Linked DNA regions of Homo sapiens: region 2 is linked to region 1. The links are chromatin contacts, found by Hi-C in ENCODE. All regions are on one chromosome and are shown on one strand. Each heading gives the region's core, a stretch centred on a gene start or an enhancer-like site at or near the end of the contact. The rest is flanking DNA. Distances are from core to core; before and after follow the strand shown. Region 1 holds the start of COMMD10 (COMM domain containing 10). Region 2 has its middle 85 kb from the start of SEMA6A-AS1.

The links. Hi-C counts contacts between places; a loop is a spot of excess contacts on that map. Pooled maps may share reads with other maps.
Region 2: a pooled map shows a loop between it and region 1 (3-fold over the local background). The contact joins the enhancer-like site here to the promoter of COMMD10 in region 1. A Hi-C loop is called at or near these places in 4 of 37 single-sample maps with no recorded cell type and 6 of 50 pooled maps.

The regions. Positions count from the first base shown.
Region 1 is chr5:116,082,467-116,088,656 of GRCh38, reverse strand. It overlaps COMMD10 (COMM domain containing 10), which reads right to left and starts at 3,632. Exons shown (of 7, transcript NM_016144.4): 1 at 3,564-3,632; 2 at 1,070-1,160. The coding sequence starts at 3,604. RefSeq lists enhancers at 3,091-3,385, 3,679-3,838.
Region 2 is chr5:116,358,941-116,365,245 of GRCh38, reverse strand. No RefSeq gene overlaps it. Among named protein-coding and RNA genes, the nearest start is that of SEMA6A-AS1, 85 kb to the left of the region's middle. RefSeq lists enhancers at 3,742-4,538, 5,633-5,782. Within about 2 kb of position 4,550, at least 8 of the 41 ENCODE cell types and tissues checked have a DNase peak (open chromatin) inside an H3K27ac peak, as active enhancers do.

The sequences.
Region 1 (6,190 bases), core at 2,383-4,882:
AAAAAGTTCATGGCAAGTTGTAGTAAATGGGTACCATCCAGTGTAACTGCAGCACTTACAAAATGAGGAGAATGTAGACTGCAGCCATACTACAATGGGACTTGTACGCAATGTTAAGGATTTCTAACTTTTCTCCATAGGGCAATGGACAGTCACTGATGGCTTTGAACACTGTAAAAAATATAATACATCTTTGTTTCAGGAAAAAAAATTTAGAAAGTAATTTACATAGTATTATGAAGCAGTAGAAAGCAAGAAGACTATAGGCAGGGAAACCAGCTTGAAGGTAACTATTGTCATCTAAAAAAGAGGTACTAAAGATTTGACCTAGAATTGTGAGAACTTGGATTTGAAAGACACTTCAAAGGGGAAAGGCACAGTTTTGAGGCTGGCTCTTGGCCAAGAAAAACAAGATGACAGAGTAAGAGTCTTGGTTCTCAATGGATGGTGATACATGGCACTGCACAGAGCAGTTAGTGGGTGCTCCATAAATATGAGATGGAATCAAATTTTTATAACCTGATAAAGAAATTAACTAAATTAACTTGGATTGGGCCAGGTAGAGAATTACAAAGCATCCACATGTCCAAAACAACCATATCCTTAAAATAAAAGTGAAAGAGAAACAAAATTAAGTGAAAGATTAAATACCAGTTGATAGAAAATACCACAGAATTATTTTTAAGCGGAAAAATAAAACCAAGACATCAGAATTTTTCCCTAAAGTATATTTTTAGAACTTTAGTCCCAAAATATATACCATAATAAAACAGATCCAAGGTCAAACACATTTGGAAAATGTTACCTGCCATAATCACCCTCGAATACATACCACAAACACTAGCATATAAAATACTCTGAAAAGTTCCATAATTTAAAACATTTAACTTTATTGAAGACAGAGTTTCTCAAACTTCTGACCATGAAACATTACCAAATCTTCCACAGAACCAGTGTCTCTAAGAACATATTGGAGAACACTATGCTTTGCAAAAAGTTCTCCAAATAATCAGACTTTCAATTAAATCAGAAGGAAGATTACAAGGCATGGAAACACACAAATACAAACCTTCAGGTGAAGTTTTTGAAGAATCCGAGTGAGCAACCGTGGAAATCTTCCTGTATCTATTGCATTTATCAGTGACACTGCTTTCTTCATGCTAAACAAAATTATAAAACAGAGTTTTGAAATGAGTTTTCCAAGTTGAACTGCACTTTCTATAGTTGTCTATAAGTTTTCATTCCAACAACTCTGAATGCTATATGGTAAATCTGAGTGAAATAAAAACAGATGACAGCCAGCAAAAAAGGCAGGGCAACGGGTACATTTCCAAAAAGATGCCCCCAAAATTACTTCTGCTGAAAAGGTCCATTTGGCAAATTTTCTCTTTCTTTTGGGCAAACCAAACTACTAGGGAAACCTTGTACTGCGCAGGGAAGAGCCTTAATTTAGTAGAGCGTTTATATAAACACTTAACCCAAAAATGGAACTCTGAAAGGGGTGGGAGGAGAGGAATAGCAATTATGGCAATTACACCAAAAACATAAAAGAATACTGCAAGGCAAATAACTTTTCAAATACTATGTACAAAATCATCTGGGGTCACTAAGCACACAGTTATTTTAAAACCCTGTTTCAACTGTAAAATCAAATTTATTATTACAACAGTAATCAATTTTGAGATAGGGTCTTACTCTGTCACCCAGGCTGGAGTGCAGTGGCACGATCTCAGCTCACTACAGCCTCTGCCTCCTGGGTTCTAAGAATCCTTGTGCCTCAGCCTCCCAAGTAGCTAGAACTACATGCGCGGGCCACAGCGCTGGCTAATTTTTGTATTTTTTGTAGAGACAGAGTTTTGCCCTGTTGCCCAGGCTGGTCTTGAACTCCTGAGCTCAATCAGTCCTGCAGTGGCTCACCCCTATAATCCCAGCACTTTGCAAGGCCAGGGAGGACAGATCACCCGAAGCCAGGAGTTCCAGACCAGCCTAGCCAACATGGTGAAACCCCATCTTTACTAAAAATACAAAAAATTAGCTGGGCGTGGTGGCGGGTGCCTGTAATCCCAGCTACTCAGGAGGCTCAGGGAGGAGAATCGCTTGAACACAGGAGGCGGAGGCTGCAGTGAGCCGAGATGGCGCCATTGCACTCCAGCCTGCGCAACAAGAGGGAAACGCCCTCTCAGGGAAAAAAAAGAGAGAGAGATTAGCCCGCCTCAGCCTCCCAAAGTGCTGGAATTACAGGCATGAGCCACAGCACCTTTCCTGTAATAATCAACTTTAAATGATGTGATGAGAACAATTCTATACTGCACCATATTGGATACAGTTTACTGATGTAGCGGTGTTCCCCAAGACACTGGTATGAGGAAAGAAACTGGCGATCAGAACCAAAGTGAGGCAGGAAAATAGGGTCAGGAGGCTGGGAACATAAAGCTGATTCCCACTTCAGCTATGACAAGAAATGTCCTCTCCATATGGCATAGGCGGAGAAAATGACTTTGTAACTTTACTTCATCCTCTTCATTTACATAGGGAGTACACCAAGTAACCAATGGAATCCTCTAGAGGGTATTTAAATTCCCAAAAATTCTGTAGGGGCCCTTCAGCCCCTATGCTCAAGCAGCTCCCACACTGTGGAGGGTAGTTTCATTTTCAATAAATGTCTTCTTCATTCTTTCCTCGCTTTCTTTGTGCGTCTTCTCCAGTTCTTTGTTCAAGACGCCAAGAACCTGGACACCCTCCACTGGTAACAAAAGGAATCCAGAAAGAAGGAAAAACTTTAAAATAACTCTTTTCTTCTGAAAGATTTCTACCCAATCCAAGCACAAAGAAATTACTTCCGAACACTATTTTGCCTATATACTTCAGTACTTTTTCTGTATCCACACGCTACCTGCACTATTGCTTATTTTTTCACAAATTGAGTCTTTTTTTACTTAAATAATGTTAAAGGGGAGCTTTATATCACTACCATGGACAACCAACTTTATCTACCATAAGTAGAAATTAACTAAAAATCTGTTTAAAATGCAAATAAAAGCAAATGCTACCAAAGCCAGGCTAGATTCTTCTACCAACCAAAAATTCGGTCCCCTATTCGATACTGATTTAAAAGGGGTATTAACACATGTTGGCTATTAAAGACCCTCCAGCAGCAGCGTGAGCCTTTCCCACCAGAGTGTCTGAACCGGAACTGAAATCGGAAACGGAATACCGTTCCACGTGATTCGGCAGCACTGAAGGCAGCACCCGGGAACTTCTGATACCAAACTCCGCGAACAGTGACGCAGACCCCACGCTTGCAGACCACACGCTTCCGTACAGACCTCAGCTGCCAGGCGCACTGTGAGCCCCACAGGTGGACCACCGTGACTGTAGAGGCGCTACACGGCCCCACGCACTCCGCAGACGCAGCGTCGCAACCTCGGCAGCCCACCCCACCCCACCCCACTCAACCGGGCCCGCCGCGGCGCCCAGGCGGCAGGCAGCAAGGACAGCCTTGTGCGAGCCCGATCTGGGCCTTCCTGGGCGCGGCTACCGCAAGAGCTTAACGGATCAGCTACCTGGGGCTCTCCCGTAGGATCAGCGCCGCGGGGACCGCCATCTTCGGCTTTCTCGCACTGCCGCCGTCTGTTAGCTGCGCCGAACCCAGCCAATGGCGGCCGCGGCGGACGGAAAGCCGGAAGGCCCAAGCCGCGCAGGGGCCGTTTTAGGGCTCCGGGTCTCCTGCGACCCGGGCGCCGGGAGACTTGTCCCGCAGTCCTGGAGGGCGGAGAGGGCAGCCCAGTTGCCCTCCCGACACTCCAATCGTGTTGGAGTTAAGTCTGTGCATATATATGTCTTTATATTTATATATTATATATGTATGTACATACCTGGATAGGGGTGTGTGTCTGTATTTAATAGGGCAGGTTTAAGCAAGTCTATGTACAGACCTGTATAGATATATGTGTGTATGTTCGTGCATAAATATATACATTATTATTTTTAATAGGGCAGGTTTAAGCAAGCCCGTGTATACATACTTGGATAAATGGTGTGTGCGTGTGTATATTTTTTTAATAGGGCGGGTTTAAGTGAGCCTGTGTGTACATACTTGGATAGGTGATTTGTGAGTATTTTTTTTTCCAGCGTTTGGGCTACAGAGAGGCAGGCATTTGAGCGAGCTCCCCCGAGCCTGCCCAGGAAGCGGCGCATCACCCCTCAGGAGAGGTGGTGCCTCCAGTTCCACCCTAAGCACTGTGCCGTCAACCCCTCCTGTATCTGCATCTGCAGGGCTTGTAGTATGTACGTTCAATTCCTTCAGCAACGTTCAATGAATGAGTGCCTACTGTGTACCAAGCACTGTTCTAGGCACTGGAGATACAAAAGGCCAAAATTCCTGCCCTCAGGGTTTGCCGGCAGTCTAAATGGACAAGTATTTGTTGCACCCTTCTTTAGAGTCTGACAGTGCAGAGTAGGGGAGATGAATCGCTGCAGTGAGTGATGTCAAAGACCTCACCCAAGACTAGGGAGACACCATGTTTGCATAAATACCTTGGTCTGCCTTTGAGAAAAACATGGAGTGAGTTAAAGGAATTCAGATGTGGGAGCAGTGAAAGGCATCCGAGGTAAGATCAGGAAAAGCTCCCTAGGGCAGGTGGCAAATGCGGTGGGTCTGCAGAGATGTGGAGGGTGAGGCTGTGTGTTTCAGGTCAGTAGAGTAGAAGGGCGGTTTGACGTTTGAAGAACAGGAATTTAGACTAGAAAAAGCCTTTAATGACTGGTTGTGGCATGTGCACTTAATCTGGTGAGAAATGGGTAAGCATTAAATGTTTTTTCTATCCATTAAATGTTTTGAACCAAAGAAATTTTGCAGTGGGAGTTGGATTTTTGAAGGTTGCTGTCAGCAGAATGATGATTGAAATGGAAAGAGGTAAGCAGGAGAGCTACCTGGAAACTACTGCAATAATCTATAGAAAGCAGTAAAATCCTGTGGTACTAAAAAGGCATTGGTGAATTAAAAGATAGTGGATGGATTAGTTACGTTTCAGCAGTAGAATATTCAAGAGCTGCCAAAAAATTGAATTTAATTTTCCTTCCTAATTATGTTTTACTTAAATTATTATTTAAATTAGTTGGAGTTCCTGGAGCAGCCCAAGAACAACCTAACTGAAAGGAGAAACCAGATTGCACATTAAATCTGAATAATCTCCACATGGATAATTGAGTCAATTATACAGTGTGTTGAACACATACAAATACATTTAGTTCCACAACACTCTACAGTCCCCAATGTATGCATATCTGAAAAAGATGTATGTGAATCTACATAAATTATAGGTCTCTGATCCAAACACAGATGACCTCATCTGCAACTTAAAAGGGTCCCAGTTCCCTCATTCTTTGAATCATTTCCCTTTTGTCTTGATTCCTTACCTGAAGTAGAACCACTAACCAACTAAAACTGTTTCAAATCCCTAATGAAGTTCACCCTCTGATTGCCTTAAAAATATATAGCCAGAATTTTGAGCAAAAGAGCATCAAGATGGCTCAAATCCCAAATCCATGTAACCTTGGACAAAGTACTTAACCTCAACAAGTTTCTCATTCCCAATCTGTAATGGGGATGAGAATAATGTCTGCTCCCTTGGATCTTAATGAGATTTAAATAATGTGGTACGTATGTAAAAGAAACATTCTACCCTCCTTAGAAAACAAAACCCAGACCTCTTAGGTGTTCACAAAAGCAAGTCTCCAGTGGACACAGAGGCGACTCACTCTAATGCTCTTCATTTTCAATGATGGGCTGATTACTTCTTATTACCATGTTTCTATAAAGGCGTGATGCTGTGAATAGTTTCACACCTCAAATGAGAACCTCACCCAAGATATTTCTGCATTCTCTGGAATATAGACATCTATGTCCATGAAAAGTCCTTTTAGTTGTCTGCTATTATTGTGTGGGAGTCTTAAGTCTCTTCGTAGGTCTCTAAGAACTTGCTTTAGAATCTGGGTGCTCCTATATTGGGTGCATATATATTTAGGATAGTTAGCTCTTCTTGTTGCATTGATCCCTTTACCATTATGTAATGCCCTTCTTTGTCTTTTTTGATCTTTGTTGGTTTAAAGTCTGTTTTGCTAGAAACTAGGATTGCAACCCCGGCTTCTTTTTGCTTCCCATTTGCTTGGTAAATATTTCTCCATCCCT
Region 2 (6,305 bases), core at 3,301-5,800, 280 kb before region 1:
CATTGTGCTGACTTATTTCTCATTCTTATGCATTTGCATGGGGGAAATGCCCAAAGAATGAAGCTGTAAAAATATTGCTACTTGCCCTTTGGCCATCCACCCACTGAGGGAAGACCTCAGGCCATCTGGTCTCTTCTGATAAATGCTCTGACCCAGCTCTGATGGACAAACCATGTCTTTCTCACTGTCATTTTCTGAGTGATGACATTGGGAGGGAAAAGCCTAGCTTCTTGGCAAGCAGTTTCCTGAAGGAAAAAAAAATGGGCTGAGGGTGGAGGGAGGATTTATTAAATTACCTGAAAAACTTTTTTGAAATGCACTTCCTGGGTCCTTACCCCCAGAAAATGAAATTTGACCTATTGGGGGACCCCAAATACACATGTTTTGAAAAAGTGCTTTAGGAAATTATCATATGTATTTGACACATGACCACCCTGCCACCTCCTACTGGACAATCACTGATGTTATCTAACTCTTTCCTTTTATACATGGCCCACAGAACAAAGGTGATTGATTTGCCTAAGGCTGCACAGCTAGTTAATAGTAGAGCCAGGAAGAGACTTGAGAACATTTTGATTCCCAAATGAGCGCTTCTTCTGACATTACCAATGCTTCCCCTTTAACTCTTGTTCTTCTGGAAATGATCATCATCATCATCATCATTATCATCATCATCATCTTCACCAGACATTCTACTGGCCACATTACATAAAATTATCTCTCGTATTTGCAACAGTTCTATAAGGCAAGTATTATCTCCATTTCTCACTCCCTGTCCACATTGCCAACCTTTGCATACTATGCATCCTGAGACTCAGGATCTGCCATCACCAAGTTCCCCTATATCTTTTGTCCCTTTTCATAAGGTCTCTTTATATCTTGCCTTAATGGAAATTTGGCTGTCCCCTTCATCTGCAGCCTCTCAAATGGAGACAATTCCTGTCCCACCTTATTCTCTTTATGTCAGACTGAAAGTGGAATAAATGTCACATTGTACTTTGAATTCAGTTATCTTCTCCCCTCCTTCAAAGCCCCTAGATCCTCTGAAATTCATGTCTCCAAACTTGACCATCTGCCATCCATATCTGCTAAACTGTCATCTACCAACTCACTCCCTTCATTCATTAATAACTTTAACACCTGTTCCTATCCCCTATTCCCATCACCATTCTTGGTGACTTTAACAACCTTGTAGAATAGGGACTCATGGAATACCTTGCCATCTGAGTTCCCTGACCTCCTCACCTCCAACAATCATTAATCTCTATTTCACCTAGGCCACACTCTCATGATTGTGTCCCTAACCCTGTCACCACCAGTTAAGGCACCACTTCCAAAATCTGTATGTCAGTACTCCCCATGCTCTGAAATCAATCCATTGACCCTACTGTTTTTACGTCTTTATAAATATACAAAAAATACATTATATATGTTCTTCTTTTTATCCTCACTTACCTTCTTGTTCTGCTTAATTCCTTTGTTCACCATTATAATTACTGCTTTGTGCATTCTGCTGTTTTTCTAACCTTTCTCTTTCTGTCAAACTCATCTGGTAAATGCACATTAAAGATTAAGTCCATATCCACGTATCTTATGACTACACCTGAGGTGCTCAAAGTTCTGGCAGAAAACACAAAGATGCTAATAAGTTTATCTTCATCACATTACTGCACACCCAAAATAGGCACTCAGCACACCTGGCAGTTTTATGACACTTCTTTAATGTGCCCACTTTGTGAAAATATTTTCTTCGCATCTTCCCTTTTGTCCTTAAGCTTTATAAATGGCTAGCTTGGCATGGATTCCCCTAAAAGCCATGCCTGAAACAAAGACTTACCTGAAGGTAGTTTTTATAAAAAGTGATCAAAGGGATCCAGAGACAGGATCCGAGGAGTGAAACAGGGGAAAGGCAAAGATGCATAAGTGAGTGGGCTGCTCCTAGGACAACAGATGGTCAATTCCATGGGACCTTCTAAAGATCCTGATAGGATGCAGCTTTTATTTATCTGCTTGGGGAGTAAAATGGTTCAGCATTTATCCATAGGATCCTGCCTTCCATTGGTCAAAGGTGGTTCTCGACACTAACTTCCTCACATCTCCAGGCTGTCCATGGGTGAGTGCCCAGTGGATTCTACAGACATTCTACACAGCAGCTTCAGAGGGGTCCTGGGGCAGACATTGCCACACTGCTGCAGAGCAAAGCTGTTTTGACACCTGTGCAGAAGTGGCCACTGTAATGGTCAGAAGAGTAGGGAGTGACACTGGGAGGATTTGAAATGGGGCACAGGAGATATCCCTTGTACCTCGCATATCTGTCATGGACCCTCTAAACCTAATCTGAGTCTTTTTCAAGGCTGCAGCCTTTACCAGGACTTAGTGTAAGAGTATGAGTGACACAAGTTCTGATTCCCCTGCCTCAGCTGATCTCAAGACCATACTTGGTATACACCACTTATTTCTACCACCCATTCTCCATTTCCCTCATCCTCGGTCAGCATTTAGTTAGTGTAAGTTGCTTGTTTTGTGCAGTGACAGAGACCCTTATCCCCAAGAGGTCTGATCCCTTACATACCCTTCCCATGCCATGGTTGTTGAATTGTGGGTCTGCCATAGTTATGAGGCAAGAGAACACTGAAAGTCACTCCTGTAGATATCCCGAGGTTCAGACATAGACCTCTCTGCCCTCACTGGCTAGCTAGCAGCAATCCAACTCCTCAAGTCAATGGAGTCTAGCACAGTGTGAGGACCACTTCGGTGCTGGCCTTGGGGAGAAGGTAAGAGAGACAGATGGACCAAAAGTTATGCATAGGAGTAGTATGGGGGCCAGAGACCTTAACAAAGAAGGGCCTATCATTTCTTGAGGACCTACTATGTGCCAGGTAGTTTGGGTGACTTGTCATTTCCACACGAGAGCGCCACCGTTATCCTCATTTTCATAAGAGGAAAATAAGTTCAGAGCAGAGAACTAACTTGTTGAGCCAGAGTCACACCCAGACTGCCCAAGGGGGTGAAGCCTACCAGGCAGGGCTCCTTTCAAGGCCCAACCTGACTAGATTTGCATGCAAAATACATAAGGAATCGTGTACCAAGACACTGCCAAGGAGTCAGATCATGACATGGCCAGCCACAGGGCACCTGCAGCCTCTCCCTCTGTCCTTCCTCCAGAACACCTCTTTGCTTCTTTTGGGTGTGAGGTGTCTTGGGCAGACCAGTAAAGTGTGATTCTTTCAAATCCATCCTGTAAACGCACCTTTCTCCTTCTTAAAGTCTCCCTGTCTTCCCAGGAGCCTCCCTATGCACCTTCAGGAACAACACCCAAGCAGGGTGCCTGTCTGCAAGGGGTGGATCCAGTCCGCGAGGCGGCGTAGCGGGCCTGGGTCTGGCCCCGGGCCAGCGAGAGCTGCGGCCGCCTGCTTTCTGTGGGAGCAGCGACAGCGCCGTAATGACAGCGCGGGCAGGGCGCGGGAAGAGTGCGGGGCGGACCCGAATTAGAAGCGCGGGCTCTCATCAGGAGATGCAGGGACCGTGGCCAAGTCCCGGGAGCGTGTCGGGCCCACTTGAAAGCACCAGGCGGCTGGGGAAGAGCAATCAGATGGAGGAGCCCTAAATCTGGAGCTGTTTAGGGTAGACAGCAGCCGCCGCAAGGGCACGCAGGCAGGCAAGGAGCCGCCGGGGCTGGCTGCAGTCGCGCGAGGGCCGCTTGGAAGGTGACGATGGATTTCAAGAGCGCCACCCGGAGGAGCCCCAGGACCTGCGGAGGGAGGGAGGCCGGCCTAGGCAGGCCTGGGCGCCGACCTCGTTTCCCGCGTGCCCTTCCCCACCTCCTTGGGTTGCCCCTGCTGCCCTTACTTTTGTGAGAGCCTCAGCGCCTGCCGCGGCCTTCTCTCCTTGAGTCGCTCTTGTTCTCTAAGGCTTGCTGGCCCCCAGGGCCATTGTTCTTCCAGACGGCGGCTGGAATAGGCTGCAGCTTCGGCATCCCTGGGGTGGTAAGAGTCAGGGCTGCTGTTGAGTGGGTGCCTCCTCTGTCCAGGCCCAGCGCTGGGAGCACCCAAGCTTTACAAAGGCAGCAGAGCAGGCTTCCCTGCGCCGGCTCTGGGCCAGACTCCCTGCCTGGACTCTGGCCACTTCTGCCACTTACTGGTTGTGAGACCATGGACAGGTCACTTAACATCTTTGTGCCTCAGTTTCCTCCTCCATAAAACAGGGATGCTGACAGTGATGACACTACTTTCCTTTCAGGGTTGAGTAGAGAGTCCTTAGAGAGGTGCAGAGCTGACTTGCGTTTTGAATCATGTCATTTACTCCTTGGAACAATGTGTGAATTGTCACATTTTATAAGGGGAAACTGAGGCTCCAAAGTGAATAGGCACTTGCCAGATGACACATCTAGCAGGAGCTGAGATCTGAAACCTACACTTTGTGACTCTAGGATCCATGCTCTTTTTGGTCTTTCAAAATCAGAAGCAGAGAAAGAGACAGAACGACAGGTAGACAGGCAGAGAGAGCCCATGCAGTGCCTGGGCTGGCCCTGGACCCTTGCCAGAAGCAGGGATTCCAAGTGGTGCTGCTTCACTTTTACTTCTACTCAGTATCCTGGGAACCAGACCAAGATCTGGAGCCAAAATTCCCACTGCAGAACGAGAGGCTCCAAATTAGATGCGTACAAAAATAGACATAGACAGGTGATCTTTCCCAGCTCTTTCTTTCTCCCCTTCCACAAACAGGGCTTAGTGATACCCTAGCCACCTACCGAGAAGCCATGGGCCCTGTGGGAGAAAGATGGGGCACTGCGGGGTTTATACTAAAACAGTAGTTGCAATCTAGTTTCAGAATCTCATCAAAGTCCTTCTCTTGCCCTTTTTAAGGCTCTGTTTCTAAACAGAAACCAAGTGGAGGAAAAGAGATTGTAGAGTTTCAGGACTTTGCAAAGGCTCCAAGCATTAGAGCATTCTCTAAGCTCTTCTCCCAGTTCTTGCCTTTCTTCTCAGTTTTCTTCTTGCAGCCCTGTGCCAAGCATTCAATTAACCACCCTGCTCCTGCCCCCATCTCAGCCAAATGGGTACCAGATGTACCATGTAGACGTCGGACAAAGTGGGATAGAAAAACTTTACTCAGACAAATTGGCAGAGAAAACACAATTAGTCAAAGCAAACAGAGCTGAAGCAGCAGGCAAGCCAAGTGTCCAGGAGCTCACCTGCAACACATTTCCAGGAGCCCCTCAAAAACCATTCATTTCAAATGGGGGCCATATGCAAGCCCCTACCCAGCAATGACAGGCTCTGAGCATAGCAAATCAAGAGTCACCATGCAAGGGGGTGGGGAAGTGAAAAGAGATGAATTTGCTTGTGTTCCACCCTGGGGTCTCCAGGAAGGATGTAGGGCCTGTGGCTGCTGTGAAAACACAAGAGCTTAGTGCAAAGAAGCAACCAGAAAATTGGCCCAGCTCCTTCCTGATCTTGCAATCTAGACCTCCAGCTGGGGCCCAGAATTGCAATCACTGGAAGAGGAAGGAACAAAGGCCCAGTTTGAAATAACTCTTTCTTTGGGGGTTCTGCTCGGATCCCTCAGCTGAAAATAACAGCCATCACCTTGGGGGGCTCCCTAATGGCCTGCCTACTTGGAGCATCAGGCAGACCAGGAGAAGCTTCTGCCAACAGCAAACACCCAGAGCCCTGGGTGGTTTGGTCCTGCCACTACCTGCGAGCAGCAGCTGAGATGCAATACTCATTCACCCTCCACCAACATTACAGACACTAAAGTGAGAATTGCAAGAATTGCCTCTTATCTCACAGAACAGCACAGTGCCAAGAAGCAGTGCTGCAAGCTTGGCCTTATATCAGACAGATATAACCTCAAATTCCAGTTCCACCTCTTATGAGCTGTGCAATCTTGAGCAAGTTACTGAACCTCTCTGGGCTTATTTCCTCATTTGTAAACTGGAGATAATACACATAATACACTTAAAGTTGCAAGGAAGATTAAGAGAAATATGCACATGTATGGTGTTGAACACATCTGGCACACAGTCAGCACTCAATAAGTGGCAGCAGCTGTTGTGCTGGGCTCACTGAAAGGACATAAACACCTATAGAAATAGGGAGGTAGGAGAGAGAGGAGTGAATATGAGGAATAAATCTGTAGCTGAAAGGTGTGAGAAGATAAAAGAGCTACAGTTGGAAAAAAACATAGCAAAGTGTCAATAGAACTACGTCATCCACACCCACTTACAAAAAGAGGAACTGAGCTCTCTAGCTTATTAGCAGGGGAAATGTTCTATTTAAAAAACCAAACTAGCCCAAAGTACA